Linked DNA regions of Homo sapiens: region 2 is linked to region 1. Evidence: chromatin loops called from intact Hi-C (ENCODE). Cell type or tissue: PC-9. All regions are shown on one strand. Links, peaks and the distances in the headings refer to the core of each region. The heading gives the core; the rest is flanking DNA. Region 1 has its middle 15 kb from the start of LINC01504. Region 2 holds the start of LOC101927191 (a long non-coding RNA gene).

The links. Peaks named below come from ENCODE experiments on the same cell type or tissue, not always from the same donor. Only the 100,000 strongest peaks of a DNase experiment are listed, where the experiment ranks them.
Region 2: a loop joins it to region 1, with 3 times the contacts of the local background. A loop is called at or near these places in 7 of 110 quality-filtered maps.

Annotation. Positions count from the first base shown.
Region 1 is chr9:72,285,156-72,295,573 of GRCh38, forward strand. No RefSeq gene overlaps it. Among named protein-coding and RNA genes, the nearest start is that of LINC01504, 15 kb to the right of the region's middle. In PC-9, for the core only: a CTCF peak has its summit at 7,292; a DNase peak (open chromatin) is centred at 9,546; H3K27ac peaks cover 554 bases.
Region 2 is chr9:72,571,995-72,584,250 of GRCh38, forward strand. It overlaps TMC1 (transmembrane channel like 1), which reads left to right. Exons shown (of 24, transcript NM_138691.3): 2 at 5,908-6,029. It overlaps LOC101927191 (a long non-coding RNA gene), which reads right to left and starts at 5,535. Exons shown (of 5, transcript XR_242619.5): 1 at 5,424-5,535; 2 at 5,112-5,247. In PC-9, for the core only: no CTCF peak of the experiment used is centred there; DNase peaks (open chromatin) are centred at 2,597, 5,627 and 7,367; H3K4me3 peaks cover 2,849 bases; H3K27ac peaks cover 7,333 bases.

The sequences.
Region 1 (10,418 bases), core at 2,315-10,314:
TTATCAACTATTCCTTCAAATATAGTCCTAATTCAAGGATGACCTTTCCTATTCATTATTTTTTCACTCCTTCTCTTGCCCATCTTACCCTGAGAAGGTAAATACCCTGACTTGTCTGGCGTCTAACAGTCCCATGGGAAGAATATGACATTTTCCACAATTGTATTTCAGACCTATGTGTGTAACAGGAGGTTAAAGTTGAAGTTCCTCAAGATATAACTGTGAATTTCCAATGTGTGGTCCCAAATCACCACGTGCAGAGTTTAGAGGAAATCTGGCCTTTGCCTATTTTAAAATTAGTGATTTATCAGTCCTATTGTTGAATTGTAAGTATTCTGTATATATTCTATACAAATCTCTTATCAGACATATTATTTGCAAATATTTTTTCTTACCATGTTGGTTGTCTTTTCACATTTTTGATGGTGTCCTTCGAAGCACAAAAATTTTAATTTTGGCCAGGCGTGGTGGCTCATGCCTGTAATCCCAGCACTTTGGGAGGCTGAGGCTAAGGTTAGGAGGTCGAGACCAGCCTGGCAAATATGGCAAAACCCCATCTCTACTAAAAATACAAAAATTAGCTGGGCGTGGTGGCAGGTTCCTGTAATCACAGCCACTCTGGAGGCTGAGGCAGGAGAATCCCTTGATTCCCTACTCGGGAGGCAGAGACTGCAGTGAGCCGAGATTGTGCCACTGCACTCCAACCTGGGTAACAGAGCAAAAAAAAAAAAAATTAATTTTGATGAAGTCCATTTTGTTTATTTATTTATTTAATAACTTGTGCTTTTGGTTTTGTGTCCAAGAAACCACTGCCTAATCCAAGGTTACAAGGATTTACTTCTGTTTTCTTTTTATGCTTTTATAGTTTTAGCACTTTCATTTCAGTCTATGATACATTATGAGTTAATTTTTTTATATGGCGTAGAAGTCCAACTTCACTCTTCTGCATATGGCTACCCAGTGGTCTCAGTACCAGTTGTTGTCCCAGTACCACTGAATGGCCTTGCACCCCTGTTGACAATCAATTGACTACAAATGTGAGAGTATTTCTAAACTCTTAATCCTATTCTATTCATTTTTCTGTCTACCTTTATGCCAGGACCATACTATCTACATTACTACAGCTTTCTAGTAGGTTTTGAAACTGTGACATCTGAGTTCTCTGGCTTTGTTCTTTTTCAAGATTGTTTTGGCTATTGTGAGTTCTTTGAATTTCTGTATGAATTTTAGGATCACTTTGTCGATTTCTGCAAAAAAGGCAGCTGGAATTTTGATAGGGATTGCATTGAATCTGTATGTCAATTTGGAAAATATTTTTATCTTAACAATATTAAGTCTTCTAATTTGTGAACTTGAGATGTGTTTTCATTTATTTCCATCTTCTTTCATTTCTTTTAGCAAGGTTTTAAAAGGCAGCTATGCTCACCACTATATCAGCAACACCACATGACAATAGTACTTTCTAGTTTTCAGTGTACAAGTCTTGCCCTTCTTTTGTTAAATTTATGGCTATGTATTTTATTCTTTTTGGTGCTATTATAAATGGAATTATTCTTTAAATTTCTTTTGCATATTGTTCATTGCTAATGTACAGAAATATAAGTGTATCTTGTACAATGATTGTACATCTTGCAACCTTATTGAACTTGTTGATTAGTTCTAACAGTTTGTGTGTGTGTGTGTATGCGTGTGTGTGTGTGGATTCCTTATCATTTTTTACATACAACATCATGTCATCTGCAAATGGAGACAGTTTTATTTCTTCCTTTCCTATCTGGATGCCTTTTTTTTTTCTTGCATAATTGCTCTGGCTAGAACTGAAAGTACATTGCTGAACAGAAGTGGTGAGAGAAGACATCCTTGTGTGTTCCTGGTCTTAGGATGGAGCAGCTAGTCTTTCACCTTTGGGTATGATATTAATTGAAGTTTTTCATAGATGTCTTTTGTCAGGTTTAAGAAGTTCCCTTCTATTTCTAGTTTGTTGAATGCTTTCATTATTAAATACTGTTGAATTTCATCAAATTTTTTTCCATATCTACTCTGATGATCATGTAATTTTTGTCCTGTATTCTATTAATATAGATTATTACATGACTGATTTTCAGATGTTGAACATTCATGGAAAAAAATCACATGTCATGGTGTATATTTGTATATGTTGCTGATTTGGTTTGGGTTTGCTAGTGTTTTGTTGAGGACTGGACATGGAGTCTTTGATACATATTTGTTGAATGAATGAATGAATGAATGAATGTTTAGAGAGGGAAGGCCTTACTCATATAGGCAAGACCTACAATACATGCACATCATTTTGGGAAATTCAAGGATATCAGATTAAGTAGCCCTGAAGAGCTTAGCAAGATATATTATTGCAGAATCACCATGTGGAAAGGAGGTAGTTACATTGAAGCAGACAGAACAGTGATCAGAATCAAAAGATGGGGATGATAGCCTTACTTTGCTAATTCCTAGCTAAAAATCTTATGTATTTAACTTATTTTAACAGGCTCCGTTTCTTCATCTGTAAAATGGAGGTGACATGTTGGGGGTAAGCTTGGGAAAGAATTATATTTAATTTAATAATCTTGCAGATACCTTCTAGCTCTAATAATTTATAATTATCTAAAATGCCATGTGAAAAATAACAGATGTTGGTGAGGATGTGGAAAAAAGGGAACACTTGTGCACTTTTGGTGGAAACGTAAATTAATATAACCTCTGTGGAAAACTATACAGAGATTTCTCAAAGAACTGAAAATAAAACTGCCATTCAATCCAGCAATCCCACTACAGGGTATCTACCCTAAAGGAAAACAAATATTATATCAAAAGATACCTGTACACATATGTTTATCATAGCACTATTCACAATAGCAAAGATAAGGAATCAACCTAAGTGTCAATGGATGATTGGCTAAAGAAAATGTGGTAAATATACATAATGAAATACAATGCAGCCATAAGAATGAATGAAATCATGTCTTTTGCCACAACATGGATGGCACTGGAGGCCATTACCTTAGGTGAAATAACTCAGAAACAGGAAGTCAAGTACTGCACATTCTCATTGACAAGTGGGAGCTGAATAATGTGCACTCATGGACATAGAGTACAGAATAATTGACATTGGAGACTCGGAATGGTGGGAGGGTGAGGTGGATGAGGAATGAGAAATTATTTTATTTTATTTTGTTTTTTTTTTTTTGAGACTGAGTCTCACTCTGTCGCCCAGGCTGGAGTGCAGTGGCACAATCTCGGCTCACTGCAAGCTCCACCTCCCAGGTTCACACCATTCTCCTGCCTCAGCCTCCCGAGTAGCTGGGACTACAGGTAACCGCCACTTCGCCTGGCTGATTTTTTGTATTTTTAGTAGAGACGGGGTTTCACCGTGTTAGCCAGGATGGTCTCTATCTCCTGACCTCACGATCCGCCCGCCTCAGCCTCCCAAAGTGCTGGGATTACAGGCGTGAGCCACCGTGCCCAGCGGAATGAGAAATTATTTAGTGGGTACAATGTACATTCTTTGGGTGACAGTTACACTAAAAACCTGGACTTCACCACTATGCAATATATCCATGTCACAAAACTGCACTTGTACCCCTGAAACTTACACTAATAATAATAAAAAGAGAAAACAGCTTACAATGCATTTCCAAAAGTAAAATAAAAATAAAATGCCATGTGAAACTCAATTTTAAGGAGAACATTTTATATGTTTTTGTAGTTCTCATTTAATGTCTCTGGAGTAGTTATGGGGAGAAAGATGATAAATGATTTTAACACAGTATAAAAATGTAAAGTCTATTTATAGGAGCACAGAAAAGAAAGTGGCTAGTCCTCTTTAAGGGAGTATGATTAAAATTAAAGAAAAGATGGCACTTGAGTTGGGTCCTGAGACATGAATAGGAGTTTGCCAGCTAGAGAAGGCGGAGTAGAGAGATGATATTTTTCTGTTTCTGCTACTACATCTCCTAAGTTCTTACTTTAAAATTTTTAAGAGGTAAATATTTTACTTGCTACTGAAATGTTTTTATAAATACTTTGTGAAAGAAAATCCCTTGGTCTAGAAAGGAATTTTGTATCTACAGAGAACTCAATAGTGTATTCTTATCTTGCTGCTGAAGTCTGAATTTTCTGGACTGGGTATGTGATGGAAGTAAATTTGAACAGGCAGTATATAAGTCCACTTTCATACTGCTGATAAAGACATACCTGAGACTGGGCAATGTACAGAAGGAAGAGGTTTATTGGACTTACAGTTGCACGTGCCTGGGAAGGCCTCACAATCATGGTGGAAGGCAAGGAGGTGCAAGTCATGTCCTACATGGATGGCAGTAGGCAAAGAGGGAACTTGTGCAGGGAAAGTCCTGTTTTTAAAAACCATCAGATCTCATGAGACCCATTCATTATCACAAGAACAGCACAGGAAAGACCCACCCCCATGATTCAATTACCTCCCACCAGGTCCCTCCCATAACTTGTGGGAATTATGGGAACTACAGTCTGAGATTTGGGTGGAAACACAGAACCAAACTATATCATTCCGCCCCTGGCCCCTCCCAAATCTCTTATCTTCACATTTCAAAACTGATCATGCCCTCCCAACAATCCCCCAAAGGCTCAACTCATTTCAACATTAACTCAAAAGTCCAGAGTCTAACGTCTCATCTGAGACAAGGCAAGTCCCTTCCACCCATGAGCCTGTAAAATCAAAAGCAAGCTAGTTACTTCCTAGATACAATGGGGGTACAGGCAATGGGTAAATACAACTATTCCCAATGGGAAAAAATGGCCAAAACAAACAAACAGGCCCCATGCAAGTCCAAAATCCAGCAAGGCAGTCAAATCTTAAAGCTCTGAAATGATCTCCTTTGACTCCATGTCTTATATCTGAGTAATGCTGATGCAAGAGGTGGGTTCCCATGATGCTGGGCAGCTCTGCCCTGTGGCTCTGCAGGGTACAGCCTCCCTCTTAACTGCTTTCATGGGCTGGTGTTGAGTGTCTACAGCTTTTCTGGGTGAACTGTGCAAGCTGTCAGTGGATCTACCATTCTGGGGTCTGGAGGATGGTGGCCCTCTTCTCACAGCTCCACTAGGCAGTGTCCCAGTAGGGACTCCATGTGGGGGCTCCAACCCCACATTTCCCTTTCATACTTCCCTTGCAGAGGTTCTTCATGAGCGCCCCACTTTTGCAGCAAACTTCTGCCTGGACATCCAGGCATTTTCATACATCCTCTGAAATTTAGGGAGAGATTCCCAAACTCCAATATTTGATTTCTGTGCACTGGCAGGCTCAATACCATGTGGAAGCTGCCAAGGCTTTGGGCTTGCACCCTCTGAAGCAACAGTCCAAGCTGTACCTTGGCCCCCTTTAGTCATAGCTGGAGTGGCTGGGACACCGGGCACCAAGTCCCTAGGCTGCACACAGCAGAGGGACCCTGAGCCCAGCCCATGCAACCATTTTTTTCCTCCTAAACCTCCAGGTCTGTGATGGGAGGGGTTGCCATGAAGACCTCTGACATGCTCTGGAGACATTTCCCCCATTGTCTTAGGGATTAACATGCAGCTCCTTATTATTTATGCAAATTTCTGCAACTGGCTTGAATTTCTCCCCAGAAAATGGGATTTTCTTTTCTTTTTTTTCTTTCTTTTTTTTTTTCGAGATGGAGTCTCACTCTGTCACCCAGGCTGGATTGCAACAGCACAATCTCATCTCACTGCAAACTCCGCCTCCCGGGTTCAAGTCATTCTCCTGCCTCAGCCTCCTGAGTAGCTGGGATTACAGGCACCTGCCACCATGCCTGGCTAGGTTTTTGTATTTTTAGTAGAGGCTGGGTCTCACTATGTTGGCCAGGCTGGTCTCAAACTCCTGACCTCGTGATCCACCTGCCTCGCCCTCCCAAAGTGCTGGGATTACAGGCGTGAGCCACTGCGCCTGGCCAGGATTTTCTTTTCTATCGCATTATCAGGCTGCAAATTTTCCAAATTTTTATGCTCTGCTTCTCTTATAAAACTGAATGCCTTTAACAGCACTCAAGTAACCTCTTGAATGCTTTGCTGCTTGGAAATTTCTTCCATCAGATACCCTAAATCATCTCTCTCAAGTTCAAAGTTCCACAAATCTCTAGGGCAGGGGCAAAATGCCACCAGTCTCTTTGCTAAAACATAACAAGAGTCACCTTTGCTCCAGCTCCCAACAAGTTCCTCATCTCCATCTGAGGCCACCTCAGCCTAGACCTTATTGTTCATATCACTATCAGCATTTTTGTCAAAGCCATTCAACAAGTGTCTAGGGAGTTCCAAACTTTCCCACATTTTCCTGTCTTCTTCTGAGCCCTACAAACTGTTCCAACCTCTGCTTGTTACCTAGTTCCAAAGTCACTTCCACATTTTCGGGTATCTTTTCAGCAACACCCCGCTCTACTGTTACCAATTTACTGTGTTAGTTTGTTTTCAGGCTGCTGACAAAGACATACCCAAGACTGGGCAATTTACAAAAGAAAGAGGTTTATTGGACTTACAGTTCCATGTGGCTGGGGAGGCCTCACAATCATGGTGGAAGGCAAAAGTCAAGGAGGAGCAAGTCACATCTTATGTGGACGGCAGCAGGCAAAAAGAGAGAGCTTGTGCAGAGAAACTCCCGTCTTTAAATCCATCAGATCTTGTGAGACCCATTCACTATCATGAGAACAGCACAGGAAAGACCCGCCCCCATGATTCAGTTATCTCCCACTGGGTCCCTCCTACAACACGTGGGAATTATGGGAGCTACAAGATGAGATTTGGGTGGCGACACAGAGCCAAACTATATCAGGAAGTAAGACATATAATTTGGGGGGGCCTTCATTTAATTTATAATTTTCTTTTTTTTCAAGATGGGGTATCACTGTATTGCCCAGGCTAGTCTCGAACTTCTGAACTAAAGTGATCCTCCTACCTTGGCCTCCCAAAGTGCTGGGATTACAGGAGTGAGCCACTGTGCTCAGCCTAATTGGTGGTGGGGAGGAGGAGGCTCTTTAAATGATAATAAAGAGCTGTCAGGTTGCTAATAATAATAAAGGGTAATAATAATAAAGATAATAATAATAGTAATAATAATAAAGAGGTAATGATAAAGAGTGTCAGGTTGGTCTTTAACAGAACGACATAGTTCTTTCCAATTTTATTTGTCATGTCACCACTATTCCATCAGGGGGCAAACTTTTTACATGAAGTTCCTTCATAAATAAGATTTCATGTCCTTTTTCATGGACTTCAATTTTTGTGTATTTATCACTGTCATAATTTGCTTAGGGTGGAGGAAGTAGAAATTATGTAAAAGAAGGCTATTCCTTAAATCATAAAGGACAAGAAATCAGAGAACATGTTCCCCAACAGAATGAAAATAGGTAGTAATGAATGCTCAGCAGTAAGACACCATCCACAAAAGCTGTGTTCAGGCATGAAGGGGTAACGTGGAGATAAGGCAATGACTCAGAAAACCCAGAAAACAGAATGCCCTTTGAAAGCATTTTTGGACCATTTATGTTCAAGTGAAGATTGCTTTGACTTAGACCAAATACAGTAATTGCTTGATTTTTTTTGCATTTAGATATCTTTCCATAGATAAATAATGAGCAGTGTATTCATTATGACTACTTGTATACATCATGGTGGGGTAAGATTATTAGACAAGAATTTAAGGGACTCAACTTAGATTTTTCTCTTCCCTCTCCTTACTTATTAACTACTTCCCTTTGCCGGGTCTTATTTTTCTCAAGCACAAAATGGAGATTTTGTCATTTGCTGACCTCACTGGGTTGTTGAGCTAATCAAGTGAAATAACACATATCAAAGAGGCTATTAAAAGAAGTAAGTTGCATACATGTAAGTTGTTTTTAAAACAAGAAACACTTGATGTCGCAACCATCCTCTTGCTGGTAGGAGACCATATTCTCAAAGGCCACAAGTAAGAGTGCATTGCATAGCCTTACATTTCTTGGAGGGATGCCAGCTGCACTCAACACTTTCATGTAAAAAGCATTTATCACTGAGGCACAAGATCTCAGCTAACCAAAGACTTTTTCTCATTGGAATGGCAAGTGCAGGTCTTGTTAGTGAACCGTGTAAGAGTCAGAAACTAGTCCCCCAAAATTATAGCGGTATTTATATACACATTGTAATTCATGAGCACTTGTTCTGTGTCAGGCACTGGGTTTAGGCACAGGGAATACTTCAGTGAACAAAATAGATGAAAATTAAATGTTTATGAGGTTTCTTATTTGCTCATTTAAAAGCCTTTAGTTTAGGGAAGTTTGCAGTTTCTCTATGTACATATTTACTTAGAAATGATGAGGACATTTCGAATCTTTAAATACAAATATTGATTTTAAAAAATTCATCTCACTCTTGGGCAAAGTTTCATGAAGAAATCAGTTTCATCTGTGCTCAATGCTAGTTATTCAGCATCCATTACCGAGGGTCTAAAAAGGTGGATGTTAAATAGAGTAGCTTCTGGTTTAATCTACATCTTCACCATTTTCCAAGATTTTTTCTCTTTTTTTCTGAAAGTTCTTCTCTATCCCCTTCTTACAAGGACTTGAGAATAAATCACCTCGTAATAAGCATTTAATAATAACTAACACCAGGTGCAGCGGCACATGCCTGTAATCCCAGCACTTTGGGAGGCTAAGACAGGAGGATTACTTGAAGCCAGGAGTTCGAGGCTGCAGTGGGCTATGACTGTGCAACTATACTCCAGCCTGTGCAACAGAGAGAAATTTTGTCTCAAAAAACAAACAAACAAACAATTTGCACAGTGCTTTTAATTCACAAAATACTTTTTTCATTCATAATCTCACTTGAGATGTCCAACAATCTTGTTCCTAGACAATATTTCCATCTTGCAGTTGAAGAAACAAAGGTTCAGGGATAGTAAGCAACCTACTCAAAGGTGCATAGCTAATGAGAGGCATTGCTCAAATTCAACATGCATTTTCTGTATCCAGATCTCAAGACCCTTTCCGAAGGCCACCTCTTTCCTGTTGCTTTAGAAAGTAAACACATCACCAGAGTCTTTGGTGTTCCAGCTTCTTTTTAGGCATGCCTAAGGTCAGATTGTCAAGAAATTTGTTATAGTTATTAAAAAGTTATGAGCAAGTGGGGCGCGGTGGCTCACGCCTGTAATCCCAGCACTTTAGGAGGCTGAGGCGGGCAGGTCACCTGAGATTGGGAGTTCGAGACCAGCCTGACCAACATGAAGAAACCCCGTGTCTACTAAAAATATAAAATTTTTAGTATTGTGTTTAGGGTGTGGTGGCACATGCCTGTAATCCCAGCTACTCAGGAGGCTGAGGCAGGAGAATCGCTTGAACCCGGGAGGCGGAGGTTGCGGTGAGCGGATATTGCACCATTGCGCTCCAGCCTGGGCAACAGAAGCGAAACTCTGTCTCAAAAAAAAAAAAAAAAAAAGTTATGAGCAAGTTTTAAAATATTTCCTCCTTTAAGTTTGAGTGAGTTCCTCAATCTGAGAGTCTAAAGGTTAATGGAATCAATAATTAACACTGCTGGTATAAACTATGCCCCAGGTCTACTTCCTTATTTACCCTCCTCTCCAACCCATACTGCAAAAATGCATCAGTGTAAGATTAGGAAAGGGAAGATTAGGAAAGGGAATTTCTTCCAAGTACTCTGTATGAAAGCTATGTTTAAGTGGAAGAACTTTTAAAACTGACTCTGGTTTTTATTTTATTATTTAAAGTAAGAGATATTAATAGTCAGTGAGGCAACAGATAGAGGTCTAGGAGCGAGGAAGAGCACTGATCATCCATTAAAATCACATATCGAGCAAACTGTACTCCAAGGCTAGGAATGGCCAACTTTAGGAAAAGACTCAGAAAACTAGGAAAAAAACAAATAGGAAAACAACTGAGCTGGTTTAGAATGTGAGGCAGAGCTGGGCATTTACCGACCTTGGGGAGTGTGTCGTTGGGTAATTCACATTTTTGAAATTCTGAGTAACTGGCTGGGCGTGGTGGATCATGCCTGTTATCTCAGCAATTTGGGAGGCCGAGGAGGGTGGATCGCTTGAGCCCAGGAGTTCAAGACCAGCCTGAGCAACATGGTGAAACCCCATCTCTACAAAAAAATACACACAAAAAAAATTTTAGCTGGACATGGTGGTGCATGCCTGTAGAGTTACTCAGGCGACTGAGGTGGGAGGATCACCTGAGCGTGGGAAGTCGAGACTGCAGTGAGCTCTGATCATGCCATGGCACTCCAGCCTGGGCAACAGGGTGAGACCTTGTTGAATGAAAAAGAAAAAAAAAAAAAAGGAATTCTGAGTGACTGTGAGTGATCTTCACGCACTTACTGGTGACCACCTGAACAATGCCCAAGGTGGACATTGGATGTGCATGGAAGAAATCAGATAGTGAGGA
Region 2 (12,256 bases), core at 2,427-10,426, 290 kb after region 1:
CTCGGCTAATTTTGTATTTTTAGTAGAGATGGGCTTTCTCCATGTTGGTCAAGCTGGTCTCGAACTCCCAACCTCAGGTGATCTGCCCGCCTGGGCCTCCCAAAGTGCTGGGATTACAGGTGTGAGCCACTGTGCTTGGCCAATTATTTACTTTTTAATTTATTTTATGATACACAATTTGTCTCTTTATCTCACTTTATTTTTTGATTTTTTTTTTTTTAAACCAGGATCTCACTTGGTCACCCAGGCTGGAGTGCAGTGGCGTGATCTCGGCTCACTGCATCCCCTGCCTCCCAGGTGCAAGCAATTCTCCTGCCTTGGCCTCCTGAGTAGCTAGGACTATAGGGTGTACCACCACATCTGGTTAATTTTTGTATTTTAGTAGAGATGGTATTTTGTCATATTGGCCAGGCTGGTCTTGAACTGCTGGCTTCGAGCAATTTGCCCGCCTTGGCCTCCAAACTCTCTTTATTTTTTAGATATTGTTAACGGTACTATGGGCAGTATCCTTGAACATCTCTCTTTGTATAAATGTGAAAGACATTCATAGACATGGGACTAAAGGAGGTGCCCATAGTCAACCATGCTAGGCATTGACAAATGGCTTCCTAAAGGGGTAATACCTGTGTACATTGCCACTAGCAATTTGTACACTTTCTTGATTCCTTTCACTCTTGTCAAAACTTACTCTTTTTTAAATTTAAAATTATTGGCCAGGCCATGGTGGTTCATGACTGTAATCTCCCAGCACTTTGGGAGGCTGAGGCAGGTGGATCACCTGAAATCAGGAGTTTGAGACCAGCCTGGCCAAACATGGTGAAACCCTGTCTCTACTAAAAGTAGAAAAATTAACTGGGCATGGTGGTGGGTGCTTGTAATACCAGATACTCGGGAGGCTGAGGCAGGAGAATCGTTTGAACCTGGGAGGTGGAGGCTGTGGTAAGCCAAGATCACACCATTGCACTCCAACACAGGGGACAGAGTGAGACTCTGTCTCAAAAATAAAATAAAATAAAATAATTGTCAATATTGTTGGTTATGAAATGCTATCTCATTATTGTTTAAAGAGGCATTTCCCTTGATAACTAGTGAGGTTGAATTTTGTTTTCCAGATGTGCATGAGCCATTGGTTTTTTTCTGTTATGCATTTTCTATTCATATACTTTGACCACATGATATGTGCCTGGTCATAACCCATCAAACTCTTCTTTCTCTCAGATACTTCACTTTATGGAAATCTTTTTCACGTTTATCCCTCAAACCCAGAATTTTGAGTGTCATACCTGTTCTAACATAAATTTGAGGAAAATGAAGGCTAATTCAGAATAAAGAACTATATAAGCAGATGGACAGTGTGTTCTCCTCTAAATAGGGGTGCTAGGATAAGAGGCGGTAGGATAAATGCACAGCCTCAAAATCCACCACCCACTAAAGACCTCACAGTACATGATGACATTAGCATGCTGTGCCAGCATTTCTACCTACCACGATGACCTGGAATGAAGGACAAAAGGGGCAATTGTTAAGTCCTGTGCGTAAACTTTGGAAGAGAACATACCTTGCTTTAAACCATTAAGGGGGCAGGCAATAGATTCCTGTACAGGGTGGCTTAGCCAAAAGTGGCTGGTCTTGTTCTCATTTATATGGTTTATAATGATTCTAAATCATTCTCGGAGAAAAACAGACTCATTTCATCTCCCTTTAATTAGGATTTCTGTTACTGCAATATTTTAGTGGCATTTATGTCAAATGTTTTCTTTTGAGAACTTCTCCCTTTTACTGTCTTTTTTCTTTTATTTTAAACTTTTATTTTAGGTTAGGGGGTACATGTGAAAATTGGTTACATAGGTAAACTCATGTCAAGAGGGTTTGTTGTACGGATGATTCATCACCCAGGGATTAAGCTCAGTACTCAATAGTTATCTTTTCTGCTCCTCTCCCTCCTCCTACTTTCCACCCTCAAGTAGACCCCAGAGTCTGTTGTTTTCTTCTTTGTGTTCATAAGTTCTCATAATTTAGCTCCCACTTATATGTGAGAACACGCAGTATATGATTTTCTGTTCCTGCGTTAGTTTGCTGATGATAATAGCCTCCAGCTCCATCCATGTTCCTGCAAAAGCCATGATCTTGTTCCTTTTAATTTACTTTTTGCTATTCTGATTAGAGAGTGGCCATGCTCCATGCTCCATATGGATATTCTTTGGAAACAAAGCATTTTTGAAATGGTAGGATTGGGGCTAGTAAAAGAGAACAGAAAGAATTGTGAACAGGGTCTCCTCCAGTACAGATGGTTAAAGAACACAAATAGGGAAGTGTGATGAGTGACCTCCATTTAATTGGGCGCCCAAGCTCTTGGCTGCTCCAGCATGGGTTGCCATCCTGACTGATCCCTTGGCTCAGAAACAGATATGGTGCTATCAGGAAAGCAAGGCCAATATCTGAATATTGCAGCAGAGACTGCTCCCATTTCAGAAAGCAACCCAGATTAAAGTTGATGATTCAGTTTCAATAAATGCTTCCTTTTTTATAAAAGGCATTTAACATCACTCTTTCCCCTGGTAATATGGAATTAGCTTTTGGGATCAACTGGAAAATGTCAGAGGGCGATTGTAAAAGGCCACCTGCTAACCACAGGAAGCTGGGCTGATACAGAATGCCAGGTTAACTTAAGGTCGATAATGGTTACTTCCTTGTCACTTTTTACATGCATCCTTGCTCTGCAGTGGGGGTCATAAGAAGTAAGATGCATGCAAGGTGAATTTCTAGAAGTCAGCTTCTCTGAGAAGTATTCTCTGACCATACATTCCTACTAGTCCCCACATACGCTGCTGATCTCCCCATCTTCACCCCCATTGTTGAAATTGCTCCCTCATTGTAACTGTTCACTCATCTGTCTCCACCATAAAGCTTAGGCTCCTAGAAAGTCAGGACCAGAGCTAGTACAGTGCCCCATGTTCTTATGGAATGATTTTAGTGCCTTGAGTTTGGTGTGGTGACCAGAGCTGGTGGCCAACTGTCGTGAGGCCCCAGTCCTTCTTTTTGTCATGCTTTCCCTCCCAGCCCCTCCTTGACCACTCTTTCACCTCCATCTTTCTACTTATATAGAGACAAATAATAAGATGCTTGTACAAAGGGTGTACTTGTATTATCCCATTTGTGTTGATATTCCACAACAGCAAATTAGGTTTTTTTGTTTGTTTGTTTTTTGATGGAGTCTTGCTCTGTTGCCCAGGCTGGAGTGCAATGCGTGATCTCGGCTCACTGCAACCTCTGCCTCCCGGGTTCAAGTGATTCTCCTGCCTCAGCCTCCCGAGTAGCTAGGACTACAGGCACCCACCACCAAGCCCGGCTAATTTTTGTATTTTTAGTACTGACGGGGTTTCACCATATTGGCCAGGCTGGTCTTGAACTCCTGACCTCAGGTGATCTGCCCGCCTCGGCCTCCCAAAGTGCTGGGATTACACGTGTGAGCCACTGTGCCTGGCCTGATAAGGTTTAAAGATTAAATACCATGTCGTTAAATTTGCAAATCTCTCGAATAGGAAAATCAGGAACAATGACAACATTCGGAGCTTCCCAGAAGGTAACAACTATGGGGAGTTTTGTGGGCATCTGAGAGAAGCACACACACAGATGGTTTGCCTTTCATTGGTCCATTCTTGCCCAGAAGGCGACACTAACTGAAACAAAGAAGCCTCATATGAGAAGGACATGGGGTCACAGCAGCTTTTGGGGTGGCCCTGGGTCCTTGATCTGGTCTTTCTCTGGCTCATTTTGTATTGCTCACTTTGTTACTTCACAATCCAGGGCTTGTGACATTTTTCTTCTCTGGAGTGGAAATGACAGAGCTGCAGAACACAAGTTTCTGATTGGTTCCTATGAGTCAGGAAAGAGGGCCAGTTGAAACTGGGCTCACACACACACACACACACAAACTAGGCTCACATGTGTTTTCCCATCAGCTAAACAAGTTTTCAGAAGTACAGAAATAACTCGTTGGGGAAGGGGACCCAGGACAATGACAATGTTTTTGATGGTAATGTCTGCAGAAGTAAGGCAGGTTTCCTCTGTGCCTGAAAAGATGGCACCATTTGAGGAGATGGCATACTCGTGGTGGAATCTTCATTAAGATGTCAAACTAAGCTGTAGGAAATCAACTCTAGAAAACAGCTCTAATGTGAGAAAACATATATCCAGTTTTATAGAGCAAGAGCTGTGATCATGGTGACATTTAACAACTGTATTAGTTGGCCAAGAGGGTAAAAATATACTTGACCTCTTAGAGCACCATAAATACTCTCAGCTTGTGGGCCAACTGTGTCATGGTCTTTTTTCTAGCCCCTCCTCTTTCTCCCTTCCTTCTTGTCTCTCTCCTCCTCTCTCTTCCCTCCCCTTTCTCCTTTCTGACCCTCTTTTCTCTTCTCTATCTTCTCGAACCTTCCCTTCCTCCTCTCCTTTAGGTGCTCAGCACCTCTTTGATTCAATAAACATTTACGGAGCTCCTTCTTGTGCCAACGACTGTACACAGAGCTGGGATGTCAAGATGAATCAGTTACATTTCCTGCCCAATGCCAAGGGATGGCTTGATGGGTTTTGACCAGCCCCTCCCTGGACTCCCAATTTCTTTTTTTTTTTTTTCTTTTTTTTTTTTAGACGGAGTCTTGCTCTGTTGCCAGGCTGGAGTGCAGTGGCACGATCTCGGCTCACTGCAGTCTCTGTCTCCCTCCCAACTTCAAGCGATTCTCCTGCTCAGCCTCTCGAGTATCTGGGATTGCAGGCATGCGCCACCACACCCAGCTAATTTTTTTGTATTTTTAGTAGAGACAGGGTTTCACCATGTTGGCCAGGGTGGTCTGGATCTCCTGACCTCGTGATCCACCCGCCTTGGCTTCCCAAAGTGCTGGGAATACAGTCATGAGCCACCGCGCCCGGTGCCCTGGACTCCCAATTTCTACCTCCTGGAACGTGCTTTACTCACCAGCCTTGGTGTTATTCTGCAATATGGCCAACTGGGATTTTTTTCAATCTTACAGAAATTATTCTCGGAAATGTTTGCTATTTTTTTTTAATGAAGCTACAGCATACAATTTAAGGATAAATAATGTACTTACTCTGCAGCTATTGTTTCAAGTCAAATCCGCTGATTACTCCTCCAAAATTCTTTTCTTAATAAAATCTCTGACCCTTTCCTCTTCCTGTTAGAACTTCTGGAGCTACCATTGTTCCTCCTCTTGGGCTGCTCATAACCTAGGGGAGTCACAGTGAAATTACTTGCTTTAAAATTCTTTAATCACTCTGCGAGTTGTTAGGAAAAGCTGACACATCTGATTTGGAAACTCCCACTCCAGTGGACTGTTGTGCCTCAGCACACAGGGACGGGTGGAGCAAAGGAACAAGAAGCCAAAAACTCTCAGGGCACTTACTATGATTGTGTAAAAGAGAGACTCATCAATTAACACAGGTACTGGCAAGTGCACTTCATAATGCCTCCATTTCTAGACAGATCAAAAACAGTGTGCCCTGTCAATAAATGCTGAGTTTCTGTAGCAGCCTGATTGAGATCAGCTAACCTTTAGGCCAAAAGCGGGATTCTTCCTTGCTGAAGCTTTTGGCAAAGCATATTGAGCTTCATGCCAGGGATTAGATTAACTCTTGCAAAACTGGTTCACCAGGAACAATGACTCAGTGTTTTTTTTTTAGTATCCGGCATATTGTGTGGAGCAGCTATAAATATATTTACAAGCTGGAGTTTCAAGGGAGGGGAGTAATAGCTTGCTGAAAAACATGCCAACTGAGTTATGGGTCTTCACGCAGCCAGCATGCTGTGTTTTGGGCTCTGCCTCTTGTAATTTTTAGAAATTAATTAGTTTATTCTTTATTTATATTTATTTATTTATTTATTTTCAGATGGGATCTTACTCTGTTGCCCAGGCTGGAGTGCAGTGGTGCGATCTCGGCTCTCTGCAACCTCCGCCTCCCAGGTTCAAGTGATTCTCCTGCCTCGGCCTCCTGAGTAGCTGGGATTTCAGGTATGCCTCACCATGCCTGGCTGATTTTTGTATTTTTAGTAGAGGCAGGGTTTCACCATGTTGGTCAGGCTGGACTTGAACTCCTGACCTCAAGTGATCCACCTAAGGGTACTGGGATTACAGGCATGAACCACTGCACCCGGCCTGTTGGTTGTAATTTTATTTTCCTCCTCAAGGACTTTGAGCACATTATCTTCTCTTTAATAACTTGTTTCCACCCTCCTTTGTGCACGCGCGCACGCGTGTGTGTGTGTGTGTGTGTGTGTGTGTGTGTGTGTGTGTATTTTCTGATCTCCCTACGGGGGCAGAGAGTCTCAAGCAGGTATGTCCATGTTATTAACATACTGTCTGCTTATTAACTAACTGCACCAATGATGAAAGCCAACTGACAAACAAGTGATGCTCTTATCCCTCCTTCGCAAGCAATGAATCTGAAAGCCAAGAGAAGTTTTCCTTTCAACAGGAAGTGTTTTGGAGTCCGAACAACTCTGCATTTAGACAGTGCAGCTTTTAGTTACAGATCTTGGCAATGGGGCAGGCAGAGGGAGCGGCAACTACAGACTTTGCCGTAGGACTGTTTTCTATGGAGTGTGTGTGCTCTGACGAGCTAGTGACAGGAGGGAGGTTACAAAAGCATTTACTGAAATAAGGATTTCTAATAGAGGAGCTTTTTAAAAGTATTAAATATGCTAATGTGCCTAGGGCATAGTCAACAAAGAGTTATAATACATGTCATTTTTCATATTTATCAAGGAAACCATGTCACCCGCAGCCTTTCTCAATTTCTGGCATTCTGAGAAACACACTGTAGTGGTGCCTGAGGGTCTGGGGAAAGAAGAATAGAATGAATGGGGCATCTCAGAATCGTAAACTCCCCCAGTTGTAGTTCCTTTCGATGTTGGTCGTTGGATGAATTTCCAGTTTCTACTATTGTGGTTGGATTGGGGAGAGTAGCTCAAATTGGGAATTGCTTTTTGAGGATCTAGGGCTTCTGGAATTCTCCCAGTTTCTTTTTACCTCTTTATGCTATCTTGTCTACTTTGAAAAATCAGTAGCATCCATTTGATTGCAGAGCTGAATCTTTCTATACAGTGAGGAGTTGTAATCACATTACTTATAACCTGCTTATTTAACTTTTTAAAGGTGCAAGTCATTGTAACCTAAGTATTTACTCACACTGATCCTTAATATACTCCCCTTTCTTATCTGCAAGCTTCTTTCTCTGGTTTCTCCTAACTCTGTTACTGCTCATGAGTTTAAAACTTTGTCTTCTCAGTTCCTGGCTTCACCTGTTTGGTCTCTGCTCTCCAGGACTCTGCCTTGGAAATCTGACTCACACTTCTATATGTCCCTGGGGCTCAACTTCGGGCCTGGCGCCAGAATCACCCAGGCTCCAAGCAAGCCTTGTAGACTCCACTCAGTCCTTTGACTCAAGGAAATCTCCACTTCTAAATGGCTCTCCGGTTGATTCTGATGCCAGTCCAGGGTTGAGAACCACCGCTTTAGCTTCTAGACACACAGCCCCCTCCCCTTTTTCCTGGAGCCCCTCTTGGGTCATGATTCTATTTTCCCTATTTCTGTACTCAGAAGGGATAAAAATGGAAGTGTATGTGAAGTTGCTACTACGTCCCAGGTGCTTTAAATATGTTATTTTATTCAATCTTCACAACAGTCTTATGCAGTCTCTATTTTTATTTTAAGAATGAGGAAAACAATACTTGGGTGCAGTGGCTTATGTTTGTAATCCCAGCACTTTGGGAGGCCAAGGTGGGTAGATCACTTGAGCCCAGGAGTTCAAGACCAGCCTGGGCAACATGGCATAACCCTGTCTCTACCAACAATACGAAAATTAGCCAGTCTCATAACCTGGTCTATAAATAAATAAATAGATAAAAATTTAAAAATAAAATAATTTAAAAAGAAAAGAATGAGGAAAACAAGATTCAGAGAGCCTTGGTCATCTTCCCAAAGGTGCACAATTAAGAAATGGCTAAGCAGGGGTTCTGACTCAGATCTGTCAGCATCTACAGCTTTGCTATTTAAAAGAGCGTGGTCCGTGGACTAGCAGAATCAGTGTCACCTGGGATCTTGGTAGAAACACAAATACTTGAGTGCCATCTCAGACGTACTGAATCAGTTTCTTCAGGGGTAGGGTCCAGGAATATGCATTTTATGAAGGCCTCTAAATGTTTCTCAAAGTTTAAGAAGCATGGGGAACTATATCTTTTCCTACTATATAGTCTTATCTCTTTCCTTGTTTCTTTACTCCAAAGTATTGCCTTATTTCTTTCCCAGAAACCTCACTATCAGCTCACTGTGCAGCCTTACTCATATCTTCCTCAACCAGCAGTTTTATTACACACACCCTTCTCATTTCCTCACATTGCTCATGGTATCTGACTGAGTACAGGGATCCAACCTGGCTTTGGGTTTTGCACTGTCTTGCCTCAGTCTCTTAATTTCTTCCTATGTACATTTTAAGATATTGAAGACACTAACTTCCAAACCTCTTCTCTAAATCTGACAGTGAAGCAGTGTGTGTGTGTGTGTGTGTGTGTGCATGCCAGTGCATACACCACACATACAAGCACATACACAGAGTTAAGTTTGGTCACATTTACTTCATTAATTGATATATACCACAACTGAGAAAAACTTACTGGCATTCTGCTCCAAGCTTGAATTCCCAGACGAAAAACAAACAAGCAAACAAACAACTCCTCCTTACACAAAAATATCTAGTGGCCTTGGAAAATTCCATTTAACATTAAATTGTGTCTCTTCAAAGTGAAGCAGGGTGGGCAGATTTTTGAACATGAATCTACTGATAACACAACACCTCTTCAAAACTAGAATCTCATTCAGGGTTAAATGATGTCCAAGTCAAACCTGAGATGCTAGCATGATGCCCCATCCTCAGTCAGAGGTTTCAGGGTGGCAAACAACTTTTGCTCACTCTCCTCTGCCTCTCTCTATATTTGCAGAAAGTCCAGCTTTCACTGCAAAAGTTCGATAACTCTGTAAAACAGTTTGATCCTAACTTCAAAAGAATTTTTATGCTATTTGGAATACATAAAAAATGAATTTATTCCAATACTTTAGCCCCATAAATAATGCATAATGATTGGTGAAAGATTAGCATTTTGGAGTTCAAGTACTTAAAGCTTTCTTGGATGGATAATGCATCACCCTTAACTAGCATAAGGGGAAATAGAAGGTTGACAAGGAAAACTTAATTTAGGGTTCTTTATTTATTTTTCTCTAGTTATGTTTACCTTCCCAGGTTGTTTTATTAATGCCACTTTTCACAAGGATATTTCATGAATAAATATCAGGTTGTATCTCTGGCCATCTGTGATGATCACGTTTTTATTTTTAATGAGTTGCTCATGGATTATATCCTAACTGGAATTGCAGTCAGTATATTGAGATGCATTGACTCCATTTCTGTCTTTCATTCTTCTTTCTCAATGTATTCTCACTGGATTAGCACTCTTAGCCCTGAGGACTCTTGGGCCAGTTTTATTACTAAAAGAAGAATTACAGTTTTGCTACACAGTGACCTTGCAAGAAGTATCAGCACAGCTCAATTTCAAATTCTCCTCAAATATCAAATATGTTCTTGGTATATTTTGCTTAGCAGTTTATTGCCTTCTCATCTCCACTGTTTTTCCTGAGTAACAGCTCAGAAATCTATAAATAAAACTTAATAATGGGGAGTGACTCAAAAGTCTGGTTATTTTTATTAGTAAACTATTTTAGGGGTGAACACTTCACATTTTACATTCTCATGCTCCACAGTGCTGAAAATAGTCTGAATTTTTTTTGTGTGTTAGGTTGATGAGAATATTTTTGAGATGACTAGCAGAAAACAGAATCATTAAAACAGTGCTATCAGTTTTCATGTTGAATAACTTTACAGGAAATGATAGCATCTTTTTTTCTTTTTTTGAGACGGAGTTTCGCTCTTGTTGCTCAGGATGAAGTGCAATGGCGCGATCTCGGCTCACCGCAACCTCCGCCTCCTGGGTTCAAGCGATTCTTCTGCTTCAGCCTCCCGAGTAGCTGGGATTACAGGCATGCGCCACCATGCCTGGCTAATTTTGTACTTTTAGTGGAGATGGGGTTTCTCCATCTTGGTCAGGCTGGTCTCTAATTCCCGACCTCAGGTGATCCACCCGCCTCAGTCTCCCAAAGTGCTGGGATTACAGGCGTGAGCCACTGTGCTCAGCCGATAGCATCTTAACAATAAACATGCAAAGATTTGTAAATGTTGGCAAACAGCAAGAAAAACATATTTAGAAAATTGTGCTATGCTTTAATGTCCTGTCTGTACGATAATTTACTTAGCTCCCTACCTTCCCCCCAGCCCACCAGAATGTTTAAACTGAAATTTAAAGCACAGTTGATCTTGGCTTGGATAGGCAGCCTGCATATTAACTGAGGATTTAGTTAGTATCCAGGAGCAGATCTACTTCTCAAAGTGAGATTCACATAGCCCCCTTGGAAGCTTTCAAATAGATTGACTAGCCTTTTAAAATTCCTCTTCTCCCCTTTCTTATTGCCCCCGCCTTGTCTAGCTGTATGCTAACTTGCTGCATAGAATCCTGAATTTCTGGATTTCTACATTTCTAGCTCAATGAATGGGGTAAATCAAAACTTAATAACACTCTTGATTTTGAAAAGCTTCAGTGCTTCATGTAAGACTTTTTGAGAAAAGATCATTTTCATTTATTTCTGTTTTATTTCTAGCTTAATGATTAAATGTAAGCTGTTCAATACCTTTTTCAATATCCCACTTGTTAAACCCACACTAAACCTCAGAAATATTGAGTCAGTGATCTAAATTTCCATTCAAAATTTCCACAAAGCAGAAGCATAAATGTTTTCATTGTCATTACAAATAAACAGACAGGGCTGGGCGCAGTGGTTCATGCCTGTAATCCCAGCAGTTTGGGAAGCTGAGGTAGGCGGATCACTTGAGGTCAGGAGTTTGAGACCAGCCTGGCCAACATGGTGAAACACTGTCTCTACTAAAAATACAAAAAAATTAGCTGGATTGGTGGTGTGTGCCTGTGATCCCAGCTACTCAGGAGGCTGAGGTAGGAGAATCACTTGAACCTGGGAGGCGGAGGTTGCAATGAGCTGAGATTGTGCCACTGCACTCCAGCCTGGGTGACAGAGTGAGACTTCATCTCAAAAAACAAAAACAAAAACAAAAACAACCCCTTCCCCTCCACGAAAGAAAACCCCAAATAAACAGACAAATGAAAGCAATGAAAACAGGAAAATAATTTTGACACCTACTTCTGGGATGTTATGTTATGCTTTGCATTGGTTCTATTTATTAGACATGTTCCCATCTTTATTATTTAAGAGCAGATAAAATAACCTCACTACATTAATCTCTTTTGCTCTGCCTCTTTCCATATGATTCTTCACTAGCAGTTCCCAAAACAAAAAAATTGTGCACCAAAATCCCAACTGAGACTCAATTGTTTGCTGACTCAACAACTCTAATGAGAAATCTTATACAAGAGCTTTTGTTTCAAAAGGAAGTGCCAGGAAAATTTTGCTTCCCTCAAGCAATGGCATGTTTTCTTTTTCTGGACAGTGAGAACCATGTAATTAAACATATTTTCCTTTGTGCTTTGGCTGTCAGGAAACTCAGAGCCAAACTTGTAGCCCAAGTTTTATGGCTATGTAAGACATTATGGCCCATATATCTGGACTCTTCCTTTCTCCTTGGTATTGATCTTCAGTCTTGGCTTTAGTTTACAAAATATGCCATTATAAAAAATAACAGTATCTGTAGGCTGTCTGAAATTATTATGGAAAAAGTAGTGTACAAATAAATGAATAAGTCAATTGTTTGAAAAACAATGCATTTGTATCAGAAATAACTTTGTGAGTGGTCTTCAGGTTCCTAGTCTATTTCATTTTGATATATATTTCTTGTGGGTTTACCACGTGCCAGACAAAGATGTTCCTGGCAGGGGGGTTAATAATGTTAACAGTACTCAGTCTTTCTAGTGCCTTACAGGCTATAGAAGGAGAAAGAAATACAAAACAAACTAAAATAGGTATTCAATTGCAACAAAAGCAACTTGATGTAGGGGTACAGGGGAAGGAATAATTCATTCTACAGGCCTTTAAAAGATAAAGAGGTATTTCAAAGGCAAACAATGGAGAGAAGATCATTCTAAGCTAAGGAGGTTGCATGAAGA